Linked DNA regions of Homo sapiens: region 1 is linked to region 2. A link is an interaction called in ENCODE POLR2A ChIA-PET data of the cell type or tissue named here. Cell type or tissue: PC-9. All regions are shown on one strand. Each heading gives the region's core, and the rest is flanking DNA. Links, peaks and the distances in the headings are about the cores only. Region 1 overlaps ZNF541 (zinc finger protein 541). Region 2 has its middle 35 kb from the start of MEIS3.

Evidence for each region. ChIA-PET counts read pairs that join two places held together with the same protein. Peaks named below come from ENCODE experiments on the same cell type or tissue, not always from the same donor. Only the 100,000 strongest peaks of a DNase experiment are listed, where the experiment ranks them.
Region 1: POLR2A ChIA-PET joins it to region 2 with 5 read pairs; 2 of 35 experiments call an interaction of 5 or more read pairs at or near these places.

Annotation. Positions count from the first base shown.
Region 1 is chr19:47,550,707-47,553,617 of GRCh38, forward strand. All of the region lies in intron 3 of ZNF541 (zinc finger protein 541), which reads right to left. Among named protein-coding and RNA genes, the nearest start is that of ZNF541, 21 kb to the right of the region's middle. In PC-9, for the core only: no CTCF peak of the experiment used is centred there; a DNase peak (open chromatin) is centred at 1,755.
Region 2 is chr19:47,383,235-47,386,145 of GRCh38, forward strand. No RefSeq gene overlaps it. Among named protein-coding and RNA genes, the nearest start is that of MEIS3, 35 kb to the right of the region's middle. In PC-9, for the core only: no CTCF peak of the experiment used is centred there; no DNase peak of the experiment used is centred there.

The DNA.
Region 1 (2,911 bases), core at 209-2,708, 170 kb after region 2:
TGCGATCACAGCTCATTGCAGTCTCTAAGTCCTGGGCTCAAGTGATCCTCCCACCTCAGCCTACTGAGTAGCTGGGACTACACGGGCCACCACCACTCCCAGCTGATTTTTAAATTGTTATTTGTTGTAGAGCTAGGCTTGGTGAATGAAAATTAAAGGGAAGCTGACCTCACACCACTGGAAACATAGGGTTTGGCCTTGCTCACTGCTGTGTTCTCAGATGCGAGAGTTCCCATTCTGGCACTCACAGGCACTCAATAACTGTATGTTAGATGAAGGAATAATAAAAGATTTTTCTACTTTTTAGATTGACCTGAAAGGTGGATTAGACTGTCTTTTTTTTTTTAATTTTTTTTTTTTTTGAGACTGAGTCTTACTCTGTTGCCCAGGCTAGAGGGCAGTGGCGCAATCTCGGCTCACTGCAACCTCTGCCTCCCAGGTTCAAGCCTCAGCCTCTGCAGTAGCTGGGACTACAGGTACCTGCCACCATGTCCAACTAACTTTTGTATTTTTAGTAGAGATGGGGTTTCACCATGTTGGCCAGGCTGGTCTCGAACTTCTGGCCTCAGGTGATCCACCCACCTCAGCCTCCCAAAGTGCTGGGATTACAGGTGTGAGCCACCGCGCCCAGCCTGCCTTTTTAACTTCTTATTTCTTATTATTTTCTTGATAGAGATGGGGTCTCACTATGTTGTCCAGGCTAGAGTGCAGGGGTTATTCACAGACGCAATCATAGCTCACCGCAGCCTTGAACTCCTGGGCGTGAGCAGTCCTTCTGACTCAGCCTCCCAAGCAGGTGAGACTACACGTGCACACCACCATGCCCAGCTAATTTTTATTTTTATTTCTTGAGACAGGGTCTTATTCTGTCACCCAGGCTACAGTACAGTGGTGCGATCACAGCTCATTGCAGTCTCTAAGTCCTGGTCTCAAGTGATCCTCCCACCTCAGCCTATTGAGTAGCACGGGCCACCACCACCCCAGCTGATTTTTAAATTGTTATTTGTTGTAGAGATGGGGTCTCACTATGTTGCCCAGGTTAGTCTCAATCTCCTGGACTCAAGCAATCCTCCTGACTTGGCCTCCCAAAGTGCTGGGATTACAGGCGTGAACCATACATAGCACCTGGCTTAAACTGCCTTATGAGATGGCAAGTTTGTTTGTTTGTTGAGATGGAGTCTCACTCAGTCACCCACGCTGGAGTGCAATGGCGCCATCTTGGCTCACTGCAACCTCTGCCTCCTGGGTTCAAGTGATTCTCCTGCGTCAGCCTCCTGAGTGGCTGAGATTAGAGGCGCCTGCCACCATGCCAGGCTAATTCTTATATTTTTAGTAGAGACGGGGTTTTGCCATGTTGGCCAGGCTAGTCTCAAACTTCTGGCCTCAAGCGATCCTCCCACCTCAGCCTCCCAAAGTGCTGGGATTACAAAGTGCATGAGCCACTGTGCCCAGCCAAGATGGCAAGTTTGGAAATAATAATTTATCAGGGATACTATGGAGATGGGATCCAAGAATTCAATGGGCCAGGGCATGGGAAGAGCAGGAGGTTGCTCTAAAGGATCCAATCGTGCAAATTCTCTGTGGCTCATGAGATGCAGTGTGACAGACACAGCAGAAGGGAAACTGGGCTGGGAGTCTTGAGGCCTAGACTCTCCTCCCAATCCTGCCTGTGGCCATTTGTCATGGAACTTGCTTGGCCTTTGTCTTTGTCCTCTGAGAAATTACTATAATGAGTAGTCAAATAACTCCAACAGTTTCAACAAGGAAAAACCGGGCTCCCTCAGGCAAAAGTCCTTAGCCTTACTCAGTCACTTAAAAATGCCTATTAAAATCGAGACCATCCTGGCTAACATGGTGAAACCCCGTCTCTACTAAAAATACAAAAAATTAGCTGGGGGCAGTGGCGGGCGCCTGTGGTCCCAGCTACTAGGGAGGCTGAGGCAGGAGAATGGCATGAACCCGGGAGGCGGAGCTTGCAGTGAGCCGAGATCGCACCACTGCACTCTAGCCTGGGCGATAGAGCGAGACTCCATCTCAAAAAAAAAAAAAAAAAAAAAAAAAAAAAGCCTATTAAAGCAACTATAAAACTAGAAAACAAAACGTTTTTAAAAATTGGCAAGGAGGCCGGGCACGGTGGCTTATGCCTGTAATCCCAGCACTTTGGGAGGCCGAGGAGGGTGGATCATGAGGTCAGGAGTTTGAGACCAGTCTGGCCAAGATGGTGAAACCCCGTCTCTACTAAAAATACAAAAATTAGCTGGGCGTGGTGGGGGACACCTGTAATCCCAGCTACTCGGGAGGCTGAGGCAGGAGAATCGCCTGAACCCGGGAGGTGGAGGTTGCAGTGAGCCAAGATTGCACCATTACACTCTAACCTGGTGACAGAGAAAGACTCCGTCTCAAAAAAATAAATAAATAAATAAAAATTGGCAAGGACACTGAAAAACAGGCAAACAGAGGAACTAGCCTGGGAAGTCACTTGATCTTCTTAGAAACCAGTGTTATAAGGGCTCTACAGTTTTTTAACATTTATTTATTTATTTATTTGTTGAGATGGAGTCTCACTCTGTTGCCCAGCCTGGAGTGCAGTAGCATGATCTCAGCTCACTGTAACCTCCATCTCCCAGATTCAAGCAGTTCTCCTGCCTCAGCCTCCCGAGTAGCTGGGATTACAGGCACCCACCACCATGCCAGGCTAATTCTTTTTTTTTTTTTTTTTTTGAGACGGAGTCTTGCTCTGTTGCCAGGCTGGAGTGCTGTGGTGCAATCTCGGCTCACTGCAACCTCCGACTCCCTGGTTCAAGCGATTTTCCTGCCTCAGCCTCCCAAGTAGCTGGGATTACAGGCACGTACCACCACACCCAGATAATTTTTGTATTTTTAGTAGACAGATTTCACTATGTTAGCCAGG
Region 2 (2,911 bases), core at 256-2,755:
TCCATCTCTAAAAGAAAAAAAGAAAATGAAAAGAACAATAAAATCACTCAGGAGAAAAAGAAGGCACGGCATAGGAATGGAAGGAGGACAACCTGTAGGTCCTACAGATGCGAAAAGGAGAAGAGAATACGATAAACAACGTGCCACACAGAAATTCACTCATTTGAAATGGAAAAAATTATTGAAAGACACTAGCTACCCAAAGCTCATTCAGGAAGAAATAGATAACCGGAACAACTCTATTAAGGAAATGTAATTCATAGTTAACAAAGAGAACAGGCTCAGATGGGCTCCCTGGTGACGTCTACCAAACATGGAAATGATACTCGCCCACACCCACTTGGCCACAGCATAGGGGAGGACGCCTCCTGACTGATGTTATGAGGTCAGCATTATCCTGCTGCTAAAAGCAGGCTATGACAATGCAAGAAAAGAAAACTCTAAGCCTTATGAACATAGACAAAAACCCTAAATAGGAGTTCAGCACATCATATTTAGCAATATATAAATACAGTACATCATGGCCAACTGGGGCTTATTCTAGGAATGGAAGGTTGATTTAACATTTGAAAATCAATCTGATTCACCATATTAGAAACAGAAAAAAAAAAAAAGGTTGGGCATGGTGGTTCATGCCTGTAATTCCAGCACTTTGGGAGGCCGATAAGGGTGGATCAGTTGAGTCCAGGAGTTCCAGACTGGGATGGGGAACATAGCAAGACCCTGTCTCTATTAAAAAACACAAAAATTAGCCAGGTGTGGTGGTGCACGCCTATAGTCCCAGCTGCTCGGGAGGCTGAGGTGGGAAGATCACTTGGTGTCAGAAGGCAGACATTGCAGTGAGCTGAGATTGTGCCACTGCACTCCAGCCTGGGCAACAGAGCAAGACCCCATCTCAAAGAAAAAAAGTATATAAACCCCTAGTCTTAGTCAGGGAGATGGATTTGAGAGTCATTTCCCATCTCCTTGGCTGCACATCTCATTAAAGCCTTCTTCTTGGCAATACTCGCTTTAGTGATTGGCTTTCTGTGCGACCAGCAGCAGGACCTGGACTGAACCCCTGATTTTTGGTAACAGATTCCATTCAACAGTTTTTTTTTTTTTTTTTTTTTTTTTTTTTTTTTTTTTTTTTTTGAGGCAGGGTCTCGTTCTGTTGCCCGGGCTGGAGTGCAGTGGTGCAATCTCAGCTTACTGCAGCCTCCACCTCCTGGGCTCAAGTGATCCTCCCAAATCAGTCTCCCAAGTACCTGGGATTACAGGCATGTGCCACCATGCCCAGCTAATTTTTGGGTGTGAATAGGTTTTTTTGTTTGTTTTTTGTAGAGAGTTTCACCATGATGCCCAGGTTGGTCTGGAACCATGGGCTTCCTTTCTTTCCAAGGAAGAAGGCTTTAATCAGATGCGTGGCTGAGGAGATGGGAAATCAGTCTCAAATCCGTCTCCCTAACTAAAACTAGGGGTTTATATACTTTTTTTCTTTGAGATGGGGTCTTGCTCTGTTGCCCAGGCTGGAGTGCAGTGGCACAATCTCAGCTCACTGCAATGTCTGCCTTCTGACACCAAGTGATCTTCCCACCTCAGCCTCCCGAGTAGCTGGGACTATAAGCGTGCACCACCACACCTGGCTAAATTTTGTGTTTGGTGATCTGCCCACCTCAGCTTCCCAAAATGCTGAGATTACAGGTGTGAGCCACTGCACCCGGCTCATTCAACAGTATTTATTTAATTTATTTATTTTTGAGGCGGAGTTTCGCTCTTGTTGCTGAGGCTGGAGTGCAATGGCTCAATCTCGGCTCACTGCAACCTCCGCCTCCCGGGTTCAAGTGGTTCTCCTGCCTCAGCCTCCCAAGTACCTGGGATTACAGGCGAGTGTCACCACACCCAGCTAATTTTGTATTTTTAGTAGAGACGGGGGTTTCTCTATGTTGGTCAGGCTGGTCTCGAACTCCCGACCTCAGGTGATCTGCCCGCCTCAGCCTCCTAAAAATGTTGAGATTACAGGCATGAGCCACCACGCTCAGCCTCAACAGTCTTTTAAAATGTTCCTCTTGAAGGCTAACATGCACAAATTATAAGTAAACAGCTTGGTGAATTTTCCCAGATGAAACATACCTGTGCCAGCAGCACCCAGATAAAAAAATAAAACACCAGCAGCCCTCCACCCGCTGCAGCCCAGCTCCTCCGTCTCCCAGGAGTGTCCAATATTCTTTTTTTTTGAGATGGAGTTTTGCTCTTGTCGCCCAGGCTGGAGTGCAACGGTGCAATCTCGGCTCCCTGCAACCTCTGCTTCTGGGATTCAAGCAATTCTCCTGCCTCAGCCTTCCGAGTATGTGGGATTACAGGCACCCGCCACCATGCCCAGCTAATTTTGCATTTTTAGTAGAGACGGGTTTTCACCATGTTGGCCAAGTTGGTCTTGAACTACTGACCTCAGGTGATCCTCCCGCCTCAGCCTCCCAAAGTGCTGGGATTACAGGCGTGAGCCACTGCACCCGGCCGTGACCAACATTCTTAATCTGTCCTCTAGTGCTGGCCACTCTAAAACTTCACAAGAATGTGCTGTCTGTGTCTAGCTTCTTTTACCCAACATGAGGTTGCATGGGCTTGGTTCATTCATTCTGTTCCATGAATTCATCACAATATATCCATTCTTTTGTCCAGGGACATTTGGCTTCCAGAAACCTACCCCTAACACCAGCCCTTCCCTCCCTCTGCAGAACAAAGGCCCCATCAGAGGGGACGTGCTGGGTGTCAGCGTCAGCTTCTGGGAGGAGGAAGGTCAGAGCTAAGGCCTGAAGGATGATGAGGTATCAGGTGGGTGGAGGGGAGACGCTCAGGAGGTGGGAAAGGCGGAGGTGCACAGGCTTGGTTCCAGGTACAAATAACGTTACTAGGAGCACACAGTACCTGG